Regions from separate parts of the Mus musculus genome. Here regions 2, 3, 4, 5, 6 and 7 are each linked to region 1. A link is a loop called in an ENCODE intact Hi-C map of the cell type or tissue named here. Cell type or tissue: left cerebral cortex. All regions are shown on one strand.

What was found. A loop is a pair of places that touch in the nucleus more often than their neighbours do. Peaks named below come from ENCODE experiments on the same cell type or tissue, not always from the same donor. Only the 100,000 strongest peaks of a DNase experiment are listed, where the experiment ranks them.
Region 2: it touches region 1 in a loop (18-fold over the local background); 11 of 42 quality-filtered maps call a loop at or near these places.
Region 3: a loop joins it to region 1, with 18 times the contacts of the local background. A loop is called at or near these places in 6 of 42 quality-filtered maps.
Region 4: it touches region 1 in a loop (3-fold over the local background); 3 of 42 quality-filtered maps call a loop at or near these places.
Region 5: a loop joins it to region 1, with 4 times the contacts of the local background. A loop is called at or near these places in 2 of 42 quality-filtered maps.
Region 6: it touches region 1 in a loop (18-fold over the local background); 2 of 42 quality-filtered maps call a loop at or near these places.
Region 7: it touches region 1 in a loop (9-fold over the local background); 5 of 42 quality-filtered maps call a loop at or near these places.

Annotation. Positions count from the first base shown.
Region 1 is chr14:111,673,119-111,677,118 of GRCm38, forward strand. It overlaps Slitrk5 (SLIT and NTRK-like family, member 5), which reads left to right and starts at 1,997. Exons shown (of 2, transcript NM_198865.1): 1 at 1,997-2,605. It overlaps Gm30439 (a long non-coding RNA gene), which reads right to left and starts at 2,394. Exons shown (of 4, transcript XR_001781455.2): 1 at 1,243-2,394. In left cerebral cortex, CTCF peaks have their summits at 49 (motif pointing left) and 1,741 (motif pointing left); DNase peaks (open chromatin) are centred at 26, 1,711, 2,344, 2,801 and 3 more places; H3K4me3 peaks cover 4,000 bases; H3K27ac peaks cover 3,737 bases.
Region 2 is chr14:111,147,929-111,151,928 of GRCm38, forward strand. No RefSeq gene overlaps it. Among named protein-coding and RNA genes, the nearest start is that of Slitrk6, 390 kb to the left of the region's middle. In left cerebral cortex, a CTCF peak has its summit at 1,881 (motif pointing right); a DNase peak (open chromatin) is centred at 1,902.
Region 3 is chr14:110,822,957-110,826,956 of GRCm38, forward strand. No RefSeq gene overlaps it. Among named protein-coding and RNA genes, the nearest start is that of Slitrk6, 70 kb to the left of the region's middle. In left cerebral cortex, a CTCF peak has its summit at 1,877; a DNase peak (open chromatin) is centred at 1,908.
Region 4 is chr14:112,893,479-112,897,478 of GRCm38, forward strand. No RefSeq gene overlaps it. Among named protein-coding and RNA genes, the nearest start is that of Gm41243, 170 kb to the left of the region's middle. In left cerebral cortex, a CTCF peak has its summit at 2,307 (motif pointing left); a DNase peak (open chromatin) is centred at 2,295.
Region 5 is chr14:112,023,927-112,027,926 of GRCm38, forward strand. No RefSeq gene overlaps it. Among named protein-coding and RNA genes, the nearest start is that of Gm52150, 310 kb to the left of the region's middle. In left cerebral cortex, no CTCF peak of the experiment used is centred here; a DNase peak (open chromatin) is centred at 2,055.
Region 6 is chr14:111,483,976-111,487,975 of GRCm38, forward strand. No RefSeq gene overlaps it. Among named protein-coding and RNA genes, the nearest start is that of Slitrk5, 190 kb to the right of the region's middle. In left cerebral cortex, no CTCF peak of the experiment used is centred here; DNase peaks (open chromatin) are centred at 994, 1,845 and 3,136; H3K27ac peaks cover 2,378 bases.
Region 7 is chr14:111,580,993-111,584,992 of GRCm38, forward strand. It overlaps Gm30439 (a long non-coding RNA gene), which reads right to left. Exons shown (of 4, transcript XR_001781455.2): 4 at 1-3,477. Among named protein-coding and RNA genes, the nearest start is that of Slitrk5, 92 kb to the right of the region's middle. In left cerebral cortex, a CTCF peak has its summit at 2,256 (motif pointing right); DNase peaks (open chromatin) are centred at 747, 2,294, 2,656 and 3,580.

The DNA of each region.
Region 1 (4,000 bases):
TCTCAAAAGTCCTTTCCCAGCAGAGCAGTTTGTAGGGACATCTAGTGGTAATAGTGTCTGAGCTCCTGTGCCAATGCTAAAAGCTTTCATTTATTTATTTGAATTATACAGGAGAATCTGGAATGTGGGTATAAATGCTTCATGCAAAATTGTTAAACATAGTACAACTATATTCTGATACTTGGAGGTTTGACAAAATTTGTTTTAAATAGAGTACTGTTTAGAATGAAATACTGCAAAACAGAACTTAAAGTCCTGTTTATATTGAGTGGGCTTGTGAAGGTGTCACACACTAATACTCTAAAAGAGATATCCTAAGATTTCAGCCTAATAATTGAGACAGTTCACAACCTATCAGAAATTATACTGCTTTAATAATCATTACAAATTAGGTTGCTGATAAGACTCAGTATTTTCATCCTGAAGGTTTACGGCTATGATTGATATTAACATGTAAATTTAAATATTCACAATTTTAAAGAATAAAGTTGATTTTACACTTTAAAATAAAGTTCATACATTGTGATGTCAGATTATAGGATAAAGAACTCAATGAAGGGATAGCAAGTGTTACTTTTAAGTGATTTTGAGCCCAGTAGCTGTCATTCCTATGACAGAATATGCAAACTTAATTTTGTTCTAAGATTTTCATCAACTGACATCACAGATTACGTCACTCTTTTCTCCCTCGAAGAGCACCCAAACTTACAGGAAATAAACACTGCTTCAAAAAAGTGTTTACGGCTTAGCTAGAATACATATACTCATCATATTTATGTAGAAGAAATATTAAAATCATTAAAATTTCCAAAAGGTTGAAATAATTCACTACCTCTATATAAGCCCTTGAAATTGAACATACATGGATGCTGTGAAGAACTCTTTATAGACAAACACATAAAATACTACCCCTGGAATCTATTAATATCAATCGCGTATAATCAGACTATAACCACAATAAGTTCCCATTAGTGAAAACTGAGAGACTTCTATGTATGTTTAAAACATAATTTCAGAATAGAAAAATTAAAATTCACTTGCATGGCCAAACTGGCCATCTAAGACAGTTTGAAGCGAATGAGCAGCCTGCTCTGGGCCCCTAACTCAAAACAATTTTCCTTTGCTCCTTGTGAAGGCTGCAGGCCTTAAATTCTTAAAACGTAAAACACATCCTATGAATATACAGACCTCCTTTAGGGGAGGAAGTTGTCTGGTTTCCTGGTAGAAGCCAGTCATACTTACTATAGAGTTGATCAGCAGTTCATCAGGTGAGTCCTCAAGTAAAGTGTCATGAGACACTGCCTCTATTTCGGTTCTTTCCAGATTTCTAGTTCGCTTAGGGTATTCATTTTTCTCTCTGCTCAATCACTCCGACATACTTAGAAAAAGTGATTCTTTAAAAAAAAAAGATAAAAATAACACACTCTTTATAGCTAGGATGAGCCACTCCCTCCAGGGTCCCTTACTGGAGACAACTCACACTGCCACAAAGACTCTTCCAAAGGGCAGAAGCATTTGGGCAAACGGCTACCGGTAAGAGTCATCTGTCCCTGATCGCCACCAAGCCTAACACTGTCAGGGTTATTTCCAGCCCTTCCTTTCCGAGAAGACGAGTGCACACTCCTACGCTCCAGTTGCGCACATGGTCCAAGACTCCTCTGTCTCCACGAATGTGACATCTAAGGGGGTTCTGGCTATGCCTCCAGAGCCCAGGGACGCCTTCGCCCTCGGCTGCCACCTACCGGCCACTGGGCTCCTGCTTCGCCCCGGGCCATCATGTCTGCTGCAGCTTGGCTCGCACCAGCGGCGCGACAATAAACAAGTGCCGCGGACCGGGCCCTGCACCCGCTACCCAGCAGATGTGACTGCCTTCTCAGATCCCATGAGAGAAGACGTGACTTTTTCTTAGTTTCTTTCTCTTTTTCTTTCTTTCTTTCTTTTTTTTTTTTCTTTCTTTCTTTTTTTCTTTTCTTTTTTTTTTTTTTTTTTTTTTTTTATAGAGCGTCCAAGCTGCCAGGACATGCCACAGGCATAGAGCAACGCTGCTCCTACCCCCCTTGGACCCCTCAAAGGATGTCGGAGATAAAGAGTTGCAAATAATGAGGATCGTGCGCCGCATCTGGGGAGGGATAGCAAAAATCCGCTGCAAACCCCGGGAGCGGTGAAGCCGCCAAGAGGATGCGGGAGCCTTTCAAATACTAATTAGGGGCCGCGATTGCAGGTTTGCCTTGGGGACAGAGGCATCCAGGGTCCGGTGGTCCTGGCGTTTGGGGGAGAAGAGCGCAGCGGAGGAACCGCCGCCGAAGCAGCCCGGGGGCCAGTACCACCTTCTCTCGCCCCCTCACTACCATGTACAGTGTGCGCTGCAAGAAGAAGGCGGGCGATGAACGCACACCCTCGAGCCCCACTCCTTCTGGTTCGTCCTGGGGCGTGCGACACTGACTAGGGGGGAATGTGGTGAAGACGCCGACCCGGAGAGGCTAGGGGGGAGGGGAGGGCGGCCCGCGCGATCCCAGGCCGGAGGGTGCCAAGAGCCCGAGGCGGCTGGAGGGGGCGGCTGCCATCGCTGGGTCGGAGAAAGTTGCCCCCAGTGCAGATGGGAACAGTAAGTACCGGCCGGGTCAGGGGGGTACGGCGAGGGGGCCCTGAGATCTGGGGATCGCGCGTGGGAGCGATGGTGCGAGCGAGCGTGAGTGAGAGCGGGTGCGAGCGAGCGCTCGACCAGGCTGACCAGCACGTTGAGCAGGCGACGGGGCCGGGCAGCCCGCTCCGCGTCCCCCTCCTCGGTCTCCCCACTTCCCCTCCCCACTGCGCCCTCCCCGCCCTGCCGGCTCCGGCTCCCAGCCTCAGCCGCGAGCTGCCTTTCCAGCGAGTCGCCGGCCGTCCCCTCCCCCACACCCCACACCCCACTACCCGCCCTGGCTACCGCGGAGAGCGCCAGGGAGAGCCCTTCGGGGAGCCCCGGAACCCGCGGTCGCCACCGCGGCGGCGGCCCGGGGCTAGCGGCGCGGCGTCCGGGTGCCGCTTCCCTCTGGCTGCTCAGCCTGCACGGCTGGCAGCCTTCTGTGTCTGCCTAGGCTTCCAAAAATCGGTGCACACCCCAAAGAGGTGTTTTTCTGAAAGGGTCGCTATGATGACTGGGCCCCTGAGATGTGAGACCGGGTAAGTCCGCGGTTTACTTTGCAAAAGAGGTTTTCTGTGTGTGTCTGGGTGGTATGGCGAAGTGGCTTTCTTTCCATCTCTTCCCTCCCCTTCTTCCTCCCTTTACCCTTCCTTTGCTTTGGGGCGGGGTGGGGGAGGGGGAGCCTCGCGTCCTGGAACTCCGGTTGCCTCTGCCCGAGCGGTGGTTCCAGCAGCTGTGCCGGGAGCCACCGGTCGGGCCTGGGTTTGGGCTCCAGCCGGAGCGGTTCCATGCTGCTTAATGCAGGGATACGGCAGGCAGTGATCCAGGCTCTAAATTCTTTGGGAGCGAACAAACACTGCCCCCACCCCCCGTCCCCGCCCTCTACCTTTTTTTTTTTCTTTTTCTTTTTCTTTCTTTTTTCTTTTCTTTTTTTTTTCTTTTCTTTTTTAATAAAACGAGAACGTGTGATGCACCCCGCGATTTTACATCGGCGCTGCTTTTCCCAGTCAGTCTGTTAGCATTCCCAGCCCATTCAACTTTATTTTCTTAAATCTTCTGTCTCCTTTGATGGCTGGGGGCGACAGGGGAGGGGGCGAATGGAGAGGAGGTTTGGAAAAGGCTGTTCGACCCTGGCTAACCAGAACTGAATTAAAGTTGTAAACGTTCGAATTTAATACTGGCTGGGCACAATTTACAATGGTCTCAGAGATGGGGAAGGAGGTGAATGGGGGCGGGGAAGCACGGCGAGGGAGGGGGAGGGGATCCAATCCAGCTGAATGGACGTGCACATTTGATCCAGCGGAGAACCCAGATTTCAAGGTAAACGTTTTGCTTTCATACAAGGGTGTTTAAAGCCCAAGCCGTCTGCTGTGCTGA
Region 2 (4,000 bases), 530 kb before region 1:
ATTTTTATTTGCTTAATGAGTATTGGCTTATATATATATATATGTGTGCGTATATATATATATATACATATATATATACATACACAGAGTTAGATATGTGTGTTTATACGCACACACACATATATATATATGTGTGTATATATATGTATGTGTATATATGTATGTATATATATATATGTATGTGTATATATGTATATATATGTGTGTATGTATATATATATATTTCAACTCATGAACCCATCATTGTATTGCTCTCTATAGTGTTTAAATCTTTGTACATTCACAATATTTTACCAGTCCCATATCATCTTGTCATTAGTTTATAAGTGTGTGTGTGTGTGTGTGTGTGTGTATGTGTGTGTGTATATATATATATGTGTGTGTGTGTGTGTAACACAGGTGGATCTCCGATGTTATCATCTTACTGTTACTCAATTTTAAGACAGGAGATCATGAACCTATTCTTTCCTTTCTGAGTTTGTTGAGAACTTCAATGATTTTTGGAGGATCTCCCTAAAAATTTCTCTTCACCAATCATGTTAGGGACATTAATTTTATCTCAAGAATCCAATCTTGATTTGGATTTCCAGTCTCCATTTTATCCTTACTTTTTTTCTCTCTTCTCAGGTTGCAATGATTCCCACAGTCCACACATACAATGTAATACTCCCATTGTCAGTCTCCCTGTTCAGGTAAGTTACCTGAAGGTAATGGATCTTTGTTTATACTGTGTAATTAGAAGTAGAGCCTGGATGTGAGCTCATTTAAAGGCTGCTCTTCCACCACCACTTCATGTAACACTTTGTATGCACTTTCCTGATTGTGATCTAATCAGAATAAGAACTTGTAATTTGTGCAGAAGACTGAATAATGACTAGTTTATATATGAAACAATGTTAATTTCTTAATGTTTTAGTATTTTTATGTCTTGAAAATTCTGTGTTTCGTTTCAAGACATTATCTTGATGTAAGGGGGCGGAAGGCCCTGTGACTAATAAGTGGTCTTTTCAAAGTGTCGTTTGCTTTTAATCAGTATTGTACCACTTATGCTTCTGAGTATATAATTGCCTGTGCAGTCCTCAAAGGAAAAAAGAATCAGTTTTTGTGAGACAAAGATTTTCTTCCCAAATGTGGAAAATTTTCTTTAAATTCCCTAAATTATAATCATATATGTTTTCTTGCAATCCATAATTAAGTCCCCCTATAATTTGTGTTGGTACAGATTTAGCTCTGCCTTCTGTATGATCATCGTACAGCCTGGATACAATAGCATTTCCTCATGTGACTCTGCAGTGGCTGGCTCTCTGGTCCAAATTAGCATTGAAGGCATGATAGAATGCCAGAAGTTGGCCTAAGAAGGAAGAAGAAATTCTTTCAGAGTTTGGATAGCCATATTTGGATTCATTATTAAAACTTCCATAAAAATACTTTGGTATGTGTATAATCTTATGTCATAGAAATCACTTATTTGAAAATTAAGTCTTTTTGAACTTGTATAAGGAAAACATTTTCAAAGTCACTTGAAGATATTTATTGTTATTCTTTTCTTGATTCAATATATTTATGTAATGTTGTAAAAACATGTAAAGTCTGAGAAAATGATTGCGAAAGCTGAAAATTCACTATTAAAGCATTTTAAATGTAATCTTTTTTAAACAATTTCATATATTTTGACACTATTTCAATCCCTTTATTTTGCCCAGATCCTTTCCACATTCTGATCCATCCAACATCATGTTCTTTCTCTCCATCATACCAAAAATGCAAAAGGAAAAAAGCAAAACAAACAAGCAAACAAAATGTATTTTAACTTCATTGTAATCCAAAGATCATATTAACTTTAATTTTTCATCAATTTTCTGCTTACTGTACCAGCAGGTGGCAGGATTGAGGCAGAAAAGTACTAGAATAATTGAAAGGGCTAAGCAGATTACAACATTATGTTTTCAGAGTCTGGGGAAAAGAGACATTTCTCTTCCTGTGCTTGTAGATGAAGATTCATTCTTTTCTTTAAAGTAGCAGAGGTTCTGCTCTGTTAAGACTCTAAACTGTCATCGAGAGGCAATAATTTCCCGTTTTAACCATAAAACCTGTCTAAAGCATCTGGTGTACATAAATTGGGATCGTCTTCATTCTGACAAATACTGTCTGCTTTCATAAACTTAAGTCAGGCTTCAGAAACTTTTTCTAATCCTGAGTTTGAACATTCTCTGTAAATTCTGGTTTTAGCAAAAAAAATCCTTCCTTCATTGTCTAGTCAGTTTGATTGGCTGCAGCTTGACTTCTGCTAGGATGAACTAGCCAGAATCTTCCTGAATGCTGGTGTTTCCTTATTTGTAATTTACCAATATTTTTTTCACTTACTAACACTCAACCTGCACTGTATCATAAATCCTATTAATTTATGTAATAAGTCAATCACTCTCTTCACCTGAAAATTTCCATTATGTTGCCCCTTATCTTCTACATCCCTGTGTATGCACTGTGAGTCTCTGTGCTTCGACTAGTACCATTGATTTCCTTTTTTCTTTTCTAAAATCTGTTCATCTAGGACAACTCAAAATAATGATTCTGTTCATGGCATTAGGAAAAATTCAAATATAATTAAGAAAGATAACTTCTAATATTCAAATATGTTACAGTTAATTGAGAATTTTTCTAAATTTTCTTAAAACATAAAAAACAAGAACATCACCATGGAAAGCATATTTTAACAATAACCTAGATGTGGGTTAATATTACTAAGCATTATTAATAGATCAACCATCTAGCAATAAAATGAAGTACAGCTTATTCAAGAGGCCTATATGGTAGGCTGTTTTCTTAGTTGATAGTTCCTGTTCCAATGTGACTTCACCCTGTATCAACTGACATAAAAAGTAGCCAGCACAATAGCTAATCAAAGTAAGTCACCTCCCTGCATTACCTGTACAGACAGATGTTGTGGCAAGGGCACTAAAGAAATCAGTACAAAATCATATTCTCTAGGGCCTATTGGCCTAGATTAAAGGACAGAAAAATCCACATGAAGAATAAAATGACCGTTTGGATGAAACTGTGGTATTTCTGGTTTGAACTAGAAACCGAGGGCCTTAAGCTCTATTTCTGATTTTTTTTTTCTCATTTCTATGTAGCCTGACAACAGATATTCAAATACTTTATTGATAGAGATTAGGTTTTAATGCTTAACCTGTTTGACTGTGTGAATATAATTTATTTGAGTATAAGTAGAGATTATGATGGAACCATTTATGTGTTATTAAAGGAAATAAATGGATTTAAAACAACCAATTGGATACTTTTTGCACAATGGTATCTGTAAGTAAGAATATGTAGTAGGAATATTTTCTGACAGTTCATGAACTGCATGATTAAAGACTAGAGTGAAAATATGAGAAAACAAGTAGATGGTATCAAGGGAAAGAAAATCCTCTATGACCCATGTGTATGCAGAATCTACTATGTATCACTTAAAGAAAAATCATATTTTTCATATTAAGAAATGCTCATGATAAAAAAAAAGTGATATGTCTTCTATTATCCTAGACACAAAAGAGTGAGTTGGTGCTGAAAAGGGAGCTGGTAAGATGAAAATGTTATCTATCGCCTGTGTTCATGTCCCTGTTATTAAAACACATATGTCCTTTGTCCACACACATATTTTGTATTCTAATTTACATAATAACAATTTAAGGCCAAATCATACACCATAACACATGTCAATATCAACCTCAGTTCTTTGAGTTTTCAATAGACAGTGGCATTATAATTGTCAAAATATGCTCTCTCTCACACAAGAAGTCCTGAGATCTTGCTTGTGATTAACAGCATCATCTCCTCAGCCTTTTCTTCTCCAGTGGAAATGAGAGCAGTGAAAACCAGGCATCTCAGCGTTAGTTTTATATGTGCTGTTTTTCTTGACTCTCCGACTTACTTCCTCATGTAGTAATTACTTATTTCTTAAAGGAGGATGTGATGGTTTGTATATCCTTGGACCAGG
Region 3 (4,000 bases), 850 kb before region 1:
GTTCTATGTAACTGCTCTACATTTTAGGAAAGACTATACATCCTGAAGTATACATTCCATCATTCTTATAGTTTTCTAAGGGTACATATTAATACTAGAGGAATATTTACCACTCTAGCAGCCATATAGAACACTTTGAAATTAAGATTCTATTTTATTTCACATCTGTAACTAGACAAGGAATGATCATTAACCTACGTGGTTTCATGCTGGCAACTTAGTGCTCTAGTACAAGAGTTTTGTAGAGATCATAAAGAACGGACCGCCAGGGAGAAAAGGGTTTGTTCACTTCCGTGAAGGATATGGAGGTGATAAGATAGCAGCATTATATAGAAAACTAACCTGGCTTACTCAACTAACCTTCCTTTACTCATTTTGTCCTGTATCTTTTGTTTCAATCGTATTCTCTAATTTCATAAATGATAAAGCTCACGAAATTATTTACAATGCCAATTTTAATTTTGCTACAGTCATTTACCTACATCTCAAGATATGGAAGTATGATAAAGTTATGTTACACTTACCAAGTTGATATTTAACCCTATATATGCATTTTGTGTTTATTCTCTCCATTTACTTAGTTTAAAAAGTAACCTCTCAGATTTAATAGTTATATAAGTAGATATTTTAGAACTGAGCACTCCATAAGAATTTATATCTGTAATGCAACCCAGATATGTGATTTTTATTGTAGTACTATATTTTCCTTAATGTTACCATTCTCCCAAATGCTTAAACCATACTATTCAAGAACTGTGAGTGAAAACGTCCACATATGAAGATCAACTAAAGATAATTGAATTAGTTAAAAGTAGATGAACATTTCAGGTATGTGTCATGTATGTTACTATGTCTGACAACATCTGACAGTGTAAGTTACTTGTCAATTAACAAATTATCTTTTCAAATATAGTTGTTATACTGTGGCAGAAATTGAACATTCTATATTAATCAATTGTACATTTTGTGTAGAAAGTGCTTTAAATAATAGGTCTCTCTTCTAGAGTGATGAAAATTATAATTCTTCATCATTTTTACTTACTTAGCAATCAAAATAGTTTTATTAAATACTAATCCAGTAATTATTGTAAAAATATTATAATCTTATTTGAAGTAACCATTAGAACTTAAAGAACTTCTTAAAAGTATGATTTTAATGTAGTAGAGAATACCATTGCATACTAAATACAACTATTATTTTGTAAATATGAATTCTAAACATCAAATAATATTTTACATAGAATAATAAAATACTCTTCTGAAGGAAACGTGCTTCTGAAATTACTTCATGTGACTTTCATTCAATTTGGCCTCTCCGATTTAGGATTTGAAGATTTCTTAAGGCAATAACCATACAACTATGTGTATATTTTTAGGGTACATATTCATTTTATTATCTAAAGATTACACATAATTCATTCAATTGTGACTGTTTTTTCCTTTTAATACAAATGCATGAACATATATAATAGATAAAATTTATTAAAAATGTGATAGAATATTCTTGGCTATTTTCTCTTTGTATGCAAATATGATCTGTCTTAATTTTGAAGTAAAATGTTAGCTATTAATTTATTCAAGTTACATCTTTAAAGAGTCACATAATCCTTTACTTATTTTTCTTAAGAGTCACCCATTTAATTTCCATACAGATTCAAACAATTACATCTGGCAATAAAATCAATAACTAAACATTAAAGAGAATCATCTATAATTGACACTTCTTTGTAGAAATTACATGAAATGCACAGATCTATTAAAGCAGAGTTTTCTTTAGTTATGAGACTATGTTTATATTGATTTGGTGTTATAGAAAAATAAAATAAAAAAAAAAGATGGTTTTGAATGGAAATGACTTAAAACTGTCTTTAGAGGGCAGCACCTAACTAGGGAAAGAGGGACTTTAGCTATAAGCAGCTGTTTGAACAGATACTACAGTGATTATATCAGGAAATCAAATTTCATAGCCTATTAAACATCATGTCACATTTATAAATTCACAAAAGTCTAAATAACAACTTCTCAGAGAACCCAGAATTATAATCAGCTGAAATGCATATTTTATTTTACACCACCAGCTGTTAAAGTTATACATGCTTTGTCAATTAGTATTGAATTAAAATGAGGCACATTTTCATTATTTCAAGTGAAATGATGTAGAGTTAATTGTAATATTTTCACCTAAAATGTTTATAAAACGATCATTTCATATTAATTTTAATTGCATTGATTAGGTAAAACAGAATGTGATACACACACACACACACACACACATGCACATATATATATTTATTACTTTGAAACTAATGATAATAGGCTTTTAATGCATGAATCTGAAACGATATTATTCATACCATGTGCCTTCAAAGACGATAGTTTAAAAGTTAAGCCTTTGTGACCTGTTTTGAATAATTCGTTAAGTATAGTACAGGAGTTAATAAACATCTTTACTTGGTTACATGACTTTATATTGGATGACCTAGGTATTTGCCTCAGCATAGATTTTTACAATAAGTGTATTTCTTGCCAATAATACTTTTTTTGGCTTCAATAAAACTGGCATTCACCATTACGTCCTACTTGTTTCTGGTTTTTTTGTTTGGTTGTTTGGTTGGTTGATTGGTTTGTTTTTTAAAGAAATGGATATCATATAGAATAAACAAATACAAGTAAATTATAAAAATTGCTTTCGAATATTGCCATTATCACAGAAATAATCTGTTCCTTCTTCATTTCTGAAAGTAGGGGATAACACAGGGTATAAAACTTGGGCTTAATGATCATTTTTACCACATTAAAAATATAGCGTGACTATTTCAATACAGTGAAATCTGTAATAATGTATTTTCTTTATCTTTAATGTATTCTTTAAAAGTAATGAAGAAAAAGACCTTTTTACAAGCTTTACCTCATGAAGTGATTGGCTAAACTTCCTGAAGTATTTTATTTTTAAAAAAAAAGATTAAATTTTTAAATTATATATATAGATATATTTTTATGATTCTAATCACAAACATATTTATACAATTAATTTAGATGTTACAAACTAATGATAAATAGAAGACAAAAAGCAATTATTTAAATGGAGAATATATGTTGAATTATTTTGTTATTTTTGTCTAAATTATTAGATTATTAATTTTAAAACATACTCTTTCAAGCACATTACTCCTTATCATTTAGAATAATATTCAGATTTAAGAAATCAGACATTAGGAGACAAATTACAATTGTGTACTTTATTTTTAAATGCAGGAATTTATGCAAAACTAAAGTGAGATTAAAAGTTTTATTAAGATATTCATCACCTTGAAAGAGAAAATCTTGGCTAGGACAGCTTCTTAAACTTGTATTAATAGGTTATAAAGTATAGATGTGCTTTTAACTTGTCAAAATATCAAAGCTTTACTTGGAATATCTAATGTGAAGCTTAAATTTGAAATGCAAAATCTATAATCAAGTTATTAAAATACTCGGAGGAATTCTCCAGGCATAGCTTGGGTTTCTGTAGATTATTATCTCACTAAATCATGCTGTAGATTTTTTTTTTTTTTTTTGGTATACACTGTAATTTGAATTATAAGAAAAAAAAGCATGCTTTTTTTTTTTATCCTTATACTTATCTGCAAGAACCAATTTATTTCCTGTCATGTTATTATGGAGCTATATCAGTTACCTCGAATAGCTTCTTCTGTCATAAGCTTCTGAGTTGCAGTATTTATGTTTGTGCGATTCTTTCTACTAAAAGAATGAGTTGTTAAAGGATGTTGTAAAATAGTATTTATCTGCAAAGAGAGAACAGACTGTGCATGGTTTAAAAAAAGGGAGATGTTGCATATCCCGGAGAAGGTAGAATTTCCTCTTATTTGAAGATTCCTTCTCATTTATTCACCAGTTTTCCATAAATGCATGTTTTGTTTCAGATTAAGTGAATGATTCCCGGGAATCACGGATTTTCACATTTACTGGGGAGGGAAAACTCTAATGGAACAAGGCAAAT
Region 4 (4,000 bases), 1.2 Mb after region 1:
AACAGACAAGTTTCAATCAAGTACCTTATCACGTTTCCATTCATCCTTTCTAGGAGTTTCTCCTTGATAAAACTCTGATTGATAAGGCAACTGCTTAATGCATTACAACACTTTAATTTACCATATTAACATTTTAAATAGTTTCACTGCTAGGAAAATGCTTCAGAATATTAGTGATGAAAGCCTTTTCCATAAACGAGCAGGAAAAACTTAATTTCACACTCACCTGCAGAGCCTGTCTCATCATCCACGCTAGGAACATGCGAAGGTATAAGTTTACTTGGAAGACTTTTGGTTCTGAAAGTTTTACTGAGAAGTAATGTTATTTTTATCCTCACTGGGAATAAATGAGAGAATTAGAACTGAGTAAGAGAGCAAAACGTTGTCTGCATTCAGAGTGAAACCTCTGCTTATCATCCAGGAAATCTTGGCTTGCAGTTACTGATAAGACAACAAAAGTGGTAAAGAATCTGAGCATTTACCCGACCTTCAAGCTACTAAACTCATCTCCAGTAGTGATGCTGCTGATGACAGAAGATCATTTATTTGTTTATTCATTTATAGCTGGCATTTATAGAGCAAGCTTAATTCACTTAAAGCATAAGCTAGCTCCATTTGTCATCAAATTCCACTGGAAAACACGTGAGCAAAGATATAACACCAAACTTTACATGCAATAGGCTAATGCAGGTGACGATGCCTCATTCAAAGACAGCCAAGCTGTCTACAGAGGCAACATACATGACTGCACTTGCTACTAATGGAGATTATATCCTTATCTTCCAATACTTTAAAATACCATCTTCTTCATGAAAAGATGATGTAGCTCTTCATTACAAAAGAGCTTAATGTGTATCTGTCCTTACTGGACATGATTCATTTGCTTGAGAGGTATAGAAACAAGAACGACATTGATGGGAACCACCACAACACAGAGTATTTAGATATTGGCAAGAATTCTTTTAAAAAATATACTTGGCTGTAAATTATCTGTAGCCAAAATTTACAGTAGCTAGGGTAACAAGGTTTTCTGTGCTCAGTAGATCGCCCATATGTTAATATATGCATTCAAATAATTATTACTAAGCTTTACAGTTTCTCTTTTAAACATGAGACAGAAAAACTGTTTATATTATCAACTGATATATAATGAGATGCTGAAGTCAATCTAAACCTGATCCTTCACTTGCTGCTGTGATTCAGTTTCTGCATTTGGCACCATCAGAACAGCATGCAATACGATAACGTCTCTGCATACAGAAATCTACAGAGACAGCTTCACTTCTTACTGATATCTAAGTTCACACACCAATTCACAAAGTGTGTGTTTGATTCCTTTACCTTATGACAGATAGCTGCTCTGCCTGGCTCTTATTGTCATGGTTCAGATTTCTTCTAAAAAGAACAGCTGGGACAAGGAAAAGGAATGTGTTTACTGAAGAGTGTGTACGATGAGCCTCTGTTTTATTTGAAGCCATTTCTCTGTAGAATGTATAAGGGTAAAGTAGATAAAACTCAGTCTGGAGACGCAATACTAAAACAGGCACCACTCAATTGAATTAGCCGACAGTAATCAATACATTTTTTCTTCCTTGTTTTATAAGGCATATAATTATATATTTTGTCTTATTATATTATAATCTTCCTCTGTAGTTATTATTAATTATTATTATTCCTTTTAAGATTGCCAAAATAAATAAGTGCACATATAAATTATTAAAAGCATAGTTATGTTTACTCATTGTATACTTCATGTGAAAGAAATTTTATTTTTTGAAGTAAGCTATTCTGTCCTATTATAAAAGAAAATATTTGGTGAGTTAAATACATTCAAATGCCTTTATTTCCTAAAATACCAAATATTGTGTTACTAACATTAAAAAAAAACGGAATTTGCTTCAAAAATAATTGAAATAGAATATAAAATTAAATTATTGAAATAACATACTAAATATCTTATGGATAATGAAACACTAAGGAAGAACAACTTTATAAAAATCAAAGACTTTTGATTAAAGACAGTCATAGGCTTAATATTATATATTTATTATTTGAAAACTATAAAAATATAATAGAAAATTCTATTCACATATCTGAATTAATGTCTATAAGAGTCAGGATAACCACATGTTAGTTATTATAAAGGTACAAATTTAATATCTGGCATCTTTGACATAAATATGTCCATGAGTTTTCTAAATATAGCCTACTCATTGAATCTACTCTACAGTACAGCTTTCTGGGTTCAGAACTGATCGGCTACTTGACTTAGAGGTAAAAAGCAACACTGCCCCCTAGAGGTTTGCTCAATATTCTCAGTAGACCAGCTACTTCTAGGACATTAGAACACTGCACAAATGGATTGCATCTAATTATTATTATTATTATTATTATTATTATTATTATTATTATTATATTTTTCTGTTTGAGACTATAATACAATTCCATCGTTTCCTTCCTCCAAACTCTCCCATATCACCCTGATTAACATCTTTCCTCTTAAGCACTGTTAGGGAACATAAAATGGCGATGTAGCTTGTTCCCCTCAAAATAATGAGTAGGAAGCACAAGGAAATCAAAGAAAGAAAGAAATGAAAATTTATCAGCAGTGTGCAAACATAAATTAACAAGTGTATGGTCCTTAAAAATAGCTCTGGAGATAGTGGGCCTGGTTTGACTGTTGAATAAATCTCATTATTGTTTTGATGTGCCGTACTTGGAAATCACCACGATCTACCAGACTCTTTAATGACTCTGTACTTGTAAATGAGAACACTCTTCTGTGAAAGAAAGGTAGGACTCATAACACTGTCAAGGCTACAACCAAAACTCAGGTTGCTAAACAAGTCATCCGTGTGAGAGAAGATACTGTGGATAAGTCTTTCTTAACTAATCAATTATCTTTTATTGGCTTTACATCCTTCTCACTGCCCCCTCTCAGTCACCTCCTCCTACAATCCTTTCCCCCATCTCCCCTCTCCCTGTCTCCTCTGAGGACCACATGGAGTCGCCCCCCCCCCCCCACACACATACCATAGTACATCGTCTCATCTGCTACTGAGGCCAGACGAGGCAGCCCTTCTAGAAGAAGATATCCCAGTGACAGCTGCCCCTACTCCAGTTGATTGGGACCCACATGAACACTGAACTGCACATCTACATGTGTGCAGGAGGCCTTGAATGCATTGGTACAGGATGCAGTTTTCTGAACAGCACAAATGGCTCAGACTCTCAGATCAACAACTCATTAACAGGATCTCATGAAACTGGAAAACTTCTGTAAGGCGAAGGACACTGTCAATGGGACAAGACAGCAGCTTACAGCTTGGGAAAGGCTCTTAACTAACCTTACATCTGGAAGGGCTAATATCCAAAGTTTATAAAGAACTCAATATGTTAGACATCAACAACATAAATAACCCAACTAAATATGGGGTACAGAGCTAAACAGAGAATTCTCAATTGAGGAATTTCGAATGGCTGAGAAGCACTTGAAGAGATGTTGGAAGTTCTTAATCATCAGGAAAATGCAAATCAAAACAACTGAGATATTCCATCTTACACAGGTCAGAGTGGTCATATCTTCTTGAAGGAAATAAGTAAATATAAAAGGCACAGATTTAAATTGGAGGTTTACTGAGCAAAACAAAGGAAGCAAGTACCCCAAAGAGAGATTAGAAAGGACCACTCACAAAAGAGGGAGAGGAAAATGAGCTCTGAATTGTCAAATTAAGGAAGGTTCGCAAACATTTGTGAGTTACAAGACATTCTTAATCCCAAATTGAGACAGAAATATTCTTTTTCTTTTGAAGGTTATTTCTGCTCATGATTCTCTAGGAAAGTTATGTGTTGTCAATTCAACAGTACATCCGATGTCTTCAAGGATGCCGACCCCTTGTTGGTGTACATATTTGAGAAAATATAGTGACACCATTTTTTTGTGAGAGGGGAAAAGACCTACCAGCAACCTGACGATGGTCTAACCACAAAAGGGTATTTT
Region 5 (4,000 bases), 350 kb after region 1:
AACTGTATAATGTAGTACTTATATAATGGTGGTAACCAACAGTTATCTACTTGGACTATAGCTCTCTCAACAGGAGGAAAATCCTACCTAGCATTGTTAATCTAATAAAGTACATATAGCAAACAAGAATAGATACCACTATGTCCACTTTTCCAGGCCAATTCATTTTCTAACTGTATTCTAAGTTCTAGTTTTATCCCCACAGATAAGTAGAGCTCTGACTCCCTACCAGGAGGGGCCTCCCCAATCTCAGAGAAGAAGAATAGGTGGAGGAGGGACTGTGTTAAAGGAGATCTGGAAGAGGGGGTTTCTGAAATTAAGATGTAACATAAATAAATTTACTAATGGAAACAAAAAGAAAGACAAGAGTCTCATAGCAACAGACAGAAACAATTACAGAAAACCCCAACTGGTCAAAATACAAAGAACTAATTGTAGGGTACCCAGCCTCATAGTATATATACATCTATAAAACAATTCCTGCACCTAAGGCACAGAAAATATTGTAGAAGTGGAGGTATAAAGATTGTAAGAGTCAAAGTACCAGAAAACCTGATATGATGTAGATATACCTAGAAATAATAGGAAATCTATACATAATATCTCAACAATATGTCTGCTCTAAACAAACTTGAAAATTACATTATAAATGTGAACATGAGAGAAAGAAATCTCGCACATCTCCAGTGAAAGGCAAAGGATTACACACAGCTAAGGTCAGGTAAGAAAGGAAGACTAGCACTACATTTTTGTACAAGCTATAAATTCTGATAGCTTTGAAAGGTCTCAAGGCAAAGTTGTCCCTGGTAAACAGAAGTCTGGGATAATTCAATTGTCAGGCCAACCCTGAGGAAAGCATGCTAGAGCGTTGCCAAAACACTGTCTTTGTCTTCAGAGCATTTGAAGTTCTTAAAGAATTCCATTTCATGAGCTCTAAATTGACAAGCAAAGATAAAGTTTGAAAAAAAAAAAAAAAGAAAAAATCACTTCTATTTCATTCTATACTGAAAGATTTGATTGTTTCTTACAAGGGAAAAAAAATGTTTCTCAGCAACAAGCTTGGTTTCTGAACTTTATGGGAGACTGAAATGAAATGAAAATTGAAATCAAAATTCCATTCCTCCCATGTAAAAGTTTAAGCATTATTCAGTAAATAAAAATCAGATAATCAAAAGGAGATCATTGGTTGCATTTCGGTAACTGTGAGTGTGTTCATCAACTACGCTTCATTATGAATCCATTTTCACAGGAGTAGTGTGAATTACTTTCTCCTGGGCATGACCTGGATGCTCCACATCTGAACTCACAGAAACCCTGGGTACATTATAGGAACTGCAGAAGATTAAGCTATTAAAAATTACAGCATAGAAGGTAACGCGAACAGTGTAGAAATTGAGTATTTTAGCACAAGACCTATAAACCGAAGGAAGTTGATTGTAGATATGAGGAAGAATACAGCTTGAGGCTTTGGGAAAAGACCAAAGAAAAGAGAGAAAATAGTAGATTGAACAGACTTAGCAAAGTAGACTTGATTATGAGAGGAGAGGGGGTAATGGGTATTGACAGAGGAAAAGAAATAAGTGGCCAGGAATGGGCAGCAAGAGAAACGGAGTCAAGAGAAAGCACAGCCATAATTACAGGGTTATAAGGAAATGAGAATCTGGGAGATGGAAGTCAAAGAGCTATGGAAGTTTAGGGTATGGGGCAGGGTGAGAAAAACTGGAAAGATCTACAGGTTCCTGTGATATTGAGGAGAATTCAAGGTCGGCATGTACTTTGGCATGTAACTAGGGACCAAATAGATGCTTGTCCCTTCTGATAGTGATAAGAAAATGTCTTGTTTGGTAGAGAGGAAGAGATATCAGAACTTGGAGAGTGGAATTTTTCCCTGGACCTGACAAAGATCATTTAGCTGAGAGTCATTTGTCATCTAATGGCTACTAGGAGGATATAGAGAATTCTTGATTGGGGGAATGGCTATTGGTTGTTGGGAAAGCCACAGTGGAAGACCCTGCATCCATGTTTATATAAATACCACTAATTGGACACTGTCAGATGAGGAAGAAGGAGGAGGAAAACGTAATGAGAGAATATAAGGCATTACAATGGAAAGGAGACACATTGGGGCGAGGCCAGGGAATTTGGTAGGAGGAAGTAGAAAATGAATATGAATGAGATGAAGATTTCAAAAATATGTTTTTCATGTTTAGTTAAAGCTCCTTCACACACTCAAGGAGTAGAACAGTCACTCTTTAGGGTATCATGATGCTATTACTGCTGATATAGACATTTTCTAATCAATGTGAAGTATAGTCACATGTTTCTATAGTGACTATAGTTTGGATAGATGAAGTGGTATAAGAAACAGAAAACAGATGCACAGATTTAGCTACTGACAATCCCGTTGTATCATGAATAGACCTAACAGCAGAAATTTATCCTTAAGAATGTAGTCCACAGGGATGGAAATGAAGAAAATCCTGAGGAAAAGAAGGTTCAGAGACAAACCCAAAGTGGGATTCAGCTCAAGGGGCGGCCCCAAGGCCTGACACTATTACTGAGGCTATGGAGTGCTCACAAGAAGGGATCTATCATGACTGCCCTCTGAAAGACCCAACAAGCAGCTGAAAGAGTCAGATGCAGATATTTGCACCCAACCAATGAACCCTGTTGTTGAATTAAGGAAGGCTGAAAGAGGCTGGAGACAAGGGCAATCCTTTAGGAGTACCAGCAGTCTCAATTAATCTAGACCTCCAAAATCTCTCAAACACTGGACCACCAAACAGACAGCATACACCAGCTGATATGAGGCCCCCAACACACATACAGTAGAGGACTTCTGGGTCTGTATTCATTCAGAGATGATGCACCTAACCCTCAAAAGAATCGAGGTCCCCTGGGAGTTCAGGTGGGGTCAGGTGGGGTGGGAGATGGTGACATCCAGGAGGAGACTGGGTGGGGTGGGGAGGAGGTGTAGGATGTGGAGCAGTGCAAGGATGGATGTGGGTGGGGGCAAGGAATGCAGTATGGAGTGTAAAAAATAAATTAAAAATAAAATACAATTTAAAAAAGAAGAAGAAGAATACAGTCCACTTAGGAATACGTGCTATTTTCATGAGATTTGACGGATAGTTGATAGTTCACTGTCTTCTCAGAATCCCAAGATGATAATAGTATTTTGAAATGTTAAGGTTACAACTTTAAAATGATTTTAAGTAAATGAGCATTAGTTTGTACCATCATGGAGTCTATACACAACAGGAAGGGACATGAAATATCAAGGACTGCCTGTATCAGCCTACGAAAGTAGTCCAAGGGCCAGAAAGCTTCCTGTACCTCCTTTCCAACTTTTCCCTCAGGATCTGCTTTCTGGCTTAAAACATTCACAGGTAAATTTTCTTAAATAGTAAAGAGCAAAGGAAGCAGACACGAGTTGTCTCACTTAAAGTCATCCACGAGAGACATCTTAAAGATATAACATGCAAAAATACTCAGAGATACACACAAATCAGACTAAGGCTAACACACAATATTGCTCTTGGTTTTCTGCCTGGAAATACAGTATAATCTCTGTAAAAATCATGTGCTTATGAAATTTGAAATGAAACTCTTTTAGCTAAACTTCTGAAATAATCAAAAGACTCTGTTTGTCCTGTTTTCTCTTTTTTCCTCTTCTCCCCTTTCCTACACTCAGGGACTGTTTTGATGATTGACTTGTATTTCATGACATTTGGTATCTAACTTCTGTCCAAAGATGGGTACGCCTTTATCTCCCCATTCTTTACACAGTTCTGTGATATGCCCTTATTCTGTCTCTTTGAGTTCAGACTATTTGTTTTTTCAAGAAGGAGAAACACTATCATAAGGTAGGATATGGTTCTTTCAATTTGTACTTTTACTATGATAAATCTACTTGTGTTTCTCTCCCAAATGAGTGACAGAGTATATTTTTTCTACTGATGATATGGTTAGCAAGGAAAAGTGGGTGATAAGTCATGTC
Region 6 (4,000 bases), 190 kb before region 1:
CTTCTCATCCCTGGCTAAAATATTTGGATATAATAATTCTATTACTTCCATATATTAGAAAAGTGAATTTCAAATGTTAAAAACAGTTGACCTAAATTTAGTATATACATTAAAAGTCATCACCCAATTTTAAGCCTATCTCCTGTCTGGATAGAGTCAGATTTAGAAATTCAGGTAAGGAGAAAAAGCATATGTCCACTGCTTTATGACAGCCTGTGCTATCTCGGTTCCACTGTCGGTAGCATAAAATCTACCGACACTAGATAGATAGGTAGATCACACTAGGAAACAGCTTAAAGATCTCATATGTCTCTTGTTTTAGACTCTAACATTGGTGTACCATCAAGGACGAATTGATAAATTAGATGATGCTTCGGGGGAAATCACTTCCTCAATCAGAAAGCTTTCTTCAATTGTTGTTTCTTGCAAAAAAAAATGATGCCCTCTAATGTTACCAACAAGAGAGAGCTTTGTTGTCTTCTCCAGAGCCACAGAAAGATAATCCAATTCCCCTTTCAACCAACACTACTGGCAGATGCAGGTGAACCTGTCCAGCGATGTGAGATTCAGAAAAACCTGCAAGGTTGTAATGGTCTTGATGAAACTTTCCAGAGGGACAGGACATATGCACATACAAATCAACACTACATTTATTTCCAAAAGGAACATACAGCTGGTCAAGATTTGCAAGCTAAGGAGACATCTGAACCGAGAGGAAATATGAGTCCTATTTTCTGTATACTCACAACCCTCCTTTCTTATGCCTCTTGAAATTCCCCAAAGAAATGTTAAAATAATGATTCTTTTTCCCATCACATTAAAGAAAGTAAAAAGAGAGAAAATGCACAGGATTCTCACAAGTGTTTTTAAATCTATTACGTATTGCTCTCAAGTTCTTTGAAGATACAGTTTTATTCTATAGTATGGAAATGAGGTCCAGCAAGGGCAGAAGCTGTAGAGTTGGATGGCTCACATCAATACTGCACATTTGCATTTTCTCAGAGCCTTTTCCTCTTTTATGAACAAGCACCCACCTCCCTCATTTAACACTTAACGTTTCCACTAAGAGACTCAAGAAATCATCTGAAGTTGCCTACATTTTTACTCGGTATTCTGATAATTCTAAAATTTAAATTTACTCACTTTTCAGAAAGACAAATTAGTTCAGAGAACACACACACACACACACACACACACACATATATTAAACAACCAGATGTCAGTGTTTTTTTTCCCTGACAAAAATATCTGGCAACTCAGTATAGTATAATTTTGAAATATAACAATAATTTGTCGGCTATGTAAATAATCTTTGTTTTAAAAATTATGTCTTGTTTAATGGGCAAAAGGTCTCAAAGTGAATTCTTGGTTTATTGTACATGTTACAGAGTAAAATATAAACATACATATTTCTTTCCTTATACACTGAAACTGTTTTCAACAGTTCACTTTCAATTTTTCATGTAGTTTCCTCTAAGAACTAGAGAATTGAATCTAAGGAAAGGAATCTCTTCTTAGATCTTGACAAATAAATTACGTGATAACTGAGCTGCAGTTTCATTTTAGACTCAGAAAGAAGGAAGTATAATTGAATCCTGGCTTGATTGAGCATTTGGGAGTTCTCCTCCTAAGACAAGAAAACATGAAAAACAATCTTTCAGCGTGATGATCTGTACCTGCTGTTTATTTAGTATCACTTTAATATATTATTTGTAAAGGAGGAATAAGAACTTACATCTAAAAGACAACAATGTAATCATCCAGCTGAAAGTAAAAAAAAAAAAAAAGGAAAATTCCATCTATTATATATTCTTTGTTCACAAGAACTCAATGTTCTGATCTGAAACACTCACCACCCACTCATGCATGTCACCAGGAAGATAGTGTCTGCTGTACAGCTAGAGAAGTACTTGTTCTGCTAACCAATAATAAGATTTGTTAGTAGTTCTAGACAAAGCAAAGTATAATTTATATCCAATTTGACCAAGACATTTATTTTCTTTAAATATCTATCTTATTTAAACATATGAATATAAATAACTTTGAAATATATCCAATATGGCACTCCCTAGAATGCATGTAAATTTTGATATTTAATGGGTTTTTTTATTGAAACATTTTATTTTTTGTAAAAGATTTATATAGTTTTGCATGCGTAGAACTGGAAAAGTTTATGATTTGAGAAACATACAGACATATTGTCACAGGCCTAAATATTATATGTCCCCTGTTTATTTAGCAGTCAATGACACTTGGTAGGAGAAAGCATTTATTATCAGGAAAAGCTTCATTTCTAAAATACATACATTCACACACACACATGGATATGAGAAATTCACAAATGTTTTGCAATTGACAATCCAATTACAAAATAATTGATACTATCAAAACTTTCGATAATGTAAGCCATATGATAGTTGACATTTTGTTAACTCTTTCTGGGTACTGAATTAGCATTTTATGTCCTAGAACATCAGTTTACTGAATGGCACTTCATTGATCTACCTTAAAGGACAAACTGGCACATGGGTATCATCTAGGTGCTCACAGTACAGTGTAATATACAATCTAGCATTATCCAGTAACTTTTCATTTGGGAAATTGAAATTGTTAGCCCCTGAGAAAATAATTAAATCCCACAGATCTACAGAGTGATATTGAAATTCATTTCCCTAATAAAACACACACGTGGGAAGAAAAACAGAAGGACATTTTTGTTGTTATTTGCTACAAAGTCTAATTCCTGGAAGAGGACAGAGTATCATATAAGGTGTGACAGTATTAACAAACACGTTCTTGGAAATGTTAGCTCAATCACAGCTATAAAATAAAAGCACATTCTGCCAAATGAGCTGACGAGTGAGTAAAAATGTGAAAGCTGATGTTACAAACAACATAAATACTATCGAAAGTATCAAGAAATCATAAGTTCAAGATATTGTCAAATACAAGGAGTGACATTATTTAGTTTTATTCTAAAATAGTGGCTTCTTTTTTTCAGTAACCAGAGATGATCATATTAATTAAAAGCTTACAGCAATTACGTTTATCTCAGGTACATGGAGAGAAACAGATGTAAGGTGGGTTCCTTATGTCTTGTTTGGTCTACAAATGTTGAGTCAGTGCAGTTGCAGAGGAAGCTCCTGGGTGAGTCAGCTTTCAGCACTATTCAAAGCTTGAGGCTTGTTATGTAACAGCTACAACACTGTATCACATCACAAGAAAATAAACTTTGCCTTATAAGTAAATTAATAAAAACTGAAGTCAGGTCAACAAAACTCTTATTCCTCAATGTTTTGGTTATTTTAAGCATAGGCACAGGCACATTGATTTTTTTTTAATGTTAAGTAATGCCTTTTAAAAGGATATTTTATGTTTAAAATCAAGTACTCTCAGATGTTCCTGAACTTTGTTCAAGAAAATGGGATCATATTCAAGAGTTTAGACCAACTTCAGAAGGGAATCAGGCTTTCCTTAGATGACACATTCTTATCCATATATTTAGATTTTGAGTTCCTGAAATAATTAGGAATAATGATTGAGGAAGAATAATTAAGTCTAAAATCTACTTATGAAGCCTCTTTCAATCAAACACTGAAACTCCCAAACAAAATAAAGGTTAAAAAAATCAAATACAAATAGACATTAAGATTAGACATGAGATAGAGAGTTAGATATAGAGATGAAGAGAAATATACAGATAGAGATAGCTTGAGATGATAGAGACAGAGATATGTTTGATAGTACTTGAGATTTGTCCATTTAACACACACAAGCACACACACATGTGCACACAAACACGTGCACATGCACAGACACACTTTCTTTCAAAGTAGAGTATCAATAAGCTGATTCTCCATTTATAGAATTTATAAATTTGTTTCTGGGACAAAATCAAATCCTAGTTCCAACATTCTTTCTTTTTCAAGCTCAGGGACAACTTAATTAGCATTGAAACGAAACGTTCAGGGCAAGCAAGTGATAAATCAGAGCAGCTGCC
Region 7 (4,000 bases), 92 kb before region 1:
ATTCACAGATATCCAAATAGATTATTGTTTTTCTAACTCACATCTGAGGAAATATTATTGAATAGTCTAAGAGTAGTTTATACTCTATTTGGTGTAGGTACTAAAGCAAATGACAGGTATCTCTTGTATGTTTGTCTGTATACGTATTTATGTGTATATACAGATATGTGTAACAGGTGTGTGTGTGTGTGTGTGTGTGTGTGTGTGTGTGTGTGTGTGTGTGAAGGACAATAGTAGTTGCTAGCTATCTTACTCACTTGTAATCCCCCTACCATTCAAGACAGGTTTTCTGACTGAACCTAGGTCACTCTCTAAAATAGTCAAACTGACTGGGAAGGAAACTCCTAGAATACTCCTGTGCACCTACCTGCACAGGGCTAGAATTATGGGCACATGCTGCTCTACTTTGGTAATTCAAATCTGTTCAGCAAACAATTTATATCTTCTAAGCTATATATTTCCAGCCATTCCTATATGTAAGAAAAACCAGAGGCACAGAGATGCATTTTTCCCGAGGAGATAATGCAACTCCAAGACTCCCAAAGGTTTGTAATGAGAGTAAATTTGGATTCTAGTATGTTACAAGTTAGTAACGAATGCAGGAGTTAAAATGGAAGATGCATTTACATACTGAAGAAAGCAGCAGAATCTGAGTCAGGCAGTAGAAGCTACCCAGGCCATCCCAGCTTCCAGTCACAGGCTTCTTATATCATTTTGGTGAACAGCTGCATGATGGAGAGATGAGAAAGAGAAAATGGGGCCATGTGTACACTCTGCAGAGAGGCAACACATACTCTGTGCTGCAGCCTGAAGACATGTTGAAGGCCCTGGGTCATACTGCCACCAGGCCAGAGTGAAGCTATGGTGATGTTTGGTATTCAAACTGCCTCTGAATATTTTGTCAGGATCTGTGAGCCTACTGCCCCTAGGGCCAGGTATGCGGTCTGTGCTGTCATAAGAAACCAGGTACAAGCCCATGTTCTGTGCTCCTCTGACTGTAAAGAGCAAAGAGGTGCTTTGGAGATAATTTTAGGAGGAACAGCAGTGGATGAACACCAGGGGAGCACAGCCCCAAAGATATCTCCTGAAGAAGGACCCAACTGTGGACAGCCAGAGATACCAAGAATTGCTGACAAGGACAGTGCCAGCCAATCGGGAACTGCTGTTTAGAAGAGATGCTTTCTTGGGACCAATGGGGTGCAGGTGGAGGGTATTAAAGGAGCTCCAAGTGGCATTCAGAGAAGCTTTCTGTGATGTTCCTCCCCTGCTCCTGGAGTCTGTGTCCTTGATTCCAAGCCACCTGACCTCCAACTCAGAGGGCAGGTAGGGTCAGTCAGCAAGTAATCCAGGGCACAGGCAACACATGATGTTGGTGATTACTAACCATAGTTGAGAACGTGGAACATAGAAGGCATCTGTGACAATCGCTAACCCTATGCACACCCCCAAAATTCCATAAAAGAAGTAGCCTAAACAGGAAGCCATCAAAGAGAACTTAATGTGAATGCTGAAGTGTAGATCCCTGTAATGGATGACTTCTGGCAGAAGTGCAAGAGGGGAAGTATTCAGTTCTATTTGAGTGACAAGCGAGAGAGAGAGAGAGAGAGAGAGAGAGAGAGAGAGAGGCAGCCATGGTCCAGAGAGTAAATAGAAAACACAAATTGCAATTTTTTTAGTGTTGTTTTTCTTTTTTTGTTTTTCATTATTTGTCTATTTGTTTTCATTTATTTTCTTTTTCTTTTGGGAGAGGTCACACACGTAGGAGGCAGACTTGGAAGAATCAAGAAATGCGTGATGTGAAATCCCGAAAGAATCAATTAAAATATTATGTTGGGAAAAAGAAAGGAAAATCAGAGGCACAGGCATGAGGGAATAACATGTAAAGAAGAGTCACAAAATGGATTCGTGCTTTTTAGGCAGGAAAAAGACAGAGAGCTAAAGAAGCCAGGTTAGATAAAATAAGTGCTTCCTCGGTGCTATCAAGGATAGTAATGGCCTTAATGGCTCCTTGATTCCGGGTATTAGCATCCAGACCATGTGAAAAGAATATGTCCCTGTTTTTTCCCACTTGCAGTAGTGTGCTATGACAGCATATGAAAGTAATGACTCAGAGTTTTTTTCGGAAGGTAACCTCACCCAAGATGCAGAATATTGATGTTTTATGAAATTTACTATAGAACTTGTCTCAGGTGAATTATAGTAGAAAAAGAGATTCTAGTGAAAAATGAGAATTTATAGCCGACCAATAGATGTCACTAAAGTCCTGTCCTCTCCAGTAAGCAAATCTAGCCCAGAAGTAGAAATCCAACCCTTCGCAGACTGTGGTCTTTGTCTGCTCAAAGTCTCAACAACCAGGAGGCTCAGTGAGCATCTCTTCCCAGTCTCTTATTGTTACCGCGAATGACCGGACAGCCTTCTAATTCCTTCTTCACCCATCTGCAGCTTGGTTTGCAATGTATAATCTAAGCATTTCTCTCAAAACACAGATTGGATTATGCTTTCTGCTACTTTAAAACATAAAACAGTGTCTGTATTTCCTTCAAATAGATTTCACCACTAAAGTTATCTCCAATAATTATGTTTCCCTCCCCGAGTCTCCAATTTTAATTACATTAGTATTGCCACCACTCCTCTACTATGTGGAAGAGCCTCCGCTGAAATTCTTGGACCCAAGCCATCCCTTTGCTGATCTATGTCAATGCAAACCTTGGAGTGAGCATGGTCTTTGCTTTATATTAGCTTCTAGGTGGCAGATAGAAATCATGACAATCTCCTCTACATTTCAAATTTTATTTTTTATTTTTTTCTATTTTTTTATTACATATTTTCCTCAATTACATTTCCAATGCTGTCCCAAAAGTCCCCCACACCCTCACCACCCCCCACTCCCCTACCCACACATTCCCATTTTTTGGCCCTGGTGTTCCCCTGTACTGGGGCATATAAAGTTTGCCTGTCCAATGGGCCTCTCTTTCCAGTGATGGCCGACTAGGCCATCTTTTGAAACATATGCAGCTGGAGACACGAGCTCCGGGGTACTGGTTAGTTCATAATGTTGTTCCGCCTATAGGGTTGCAGGTCCCTTTAGCTCCTTGGATACTTTCTCTAGCTCCTCCCTTGGGGGTCCTGTGATCCATCCAATAGTTGACTGTTAGCATCCACTTCTGTCTTTGCTAGGCCCCGGCATAATCTCACAAGAGAGAGCTACATCTGGGTCCTTTCAGCAAAATCTTGCTAGTGTATGCAATGGTGTCAGCGTTTGGAGGCTAATTATGGGATGGATCCCTGGATATGGCAGTCTCTAGATGGTCCATCCTTTTGTCTCAGCTCCAAACTTTGTCTCTGTAACTCCTTCCATGGGTGATTGTTTCAAATTCTAAGAAGGGGCAAAGTGTCCACACTTTGGTCTTCGTTCAGTTTAGGCTTCCACGCCCCTTTATGCTCTTCTGCTGGTAGTCTCTTTTCCAGATGCATTCCCTTATAAAAGATGTACAAGGAACTCATTTTAGTGCCTATTATTTATGTTCTTATCCCTTTAATTAAATTCTCAGCTCCCTGAGAACAGACCTATTTTGGCTGATGTGCTGGCAGACTTTCTGTTTCAGCGATGGTTTGCACGAAGCCGTGTCTGTGTTTCTGGAATTGATAGTGAATATTTTTTGCCACCAATTGCTTCTCTCGTTTTCCAGTGGGGGAATTTATAAAGAGAGCCAATCATATGAAAAACATAAGTGTGTCAGTTTTCCTAAAATATCAATGATGGCATTTGTCACTTTTTTCTTCATTTTGCTTTGGACATTCATTTGATCAAGACTTATAAAGACACAGCTTCATGGTTAAAGGTCTGTTGACAGCATGTAAAAACAGCCCGCAGAACAAAGGGAGAGGAAGCGCAGGAGAAAGTTAAGCAATAAATAATAGAATATACAGAGTCACAAGAAAATATTATTGATAGCTAGGTATATATTTGCTATCTTCTAATCCAACTACTTTCAGGAAA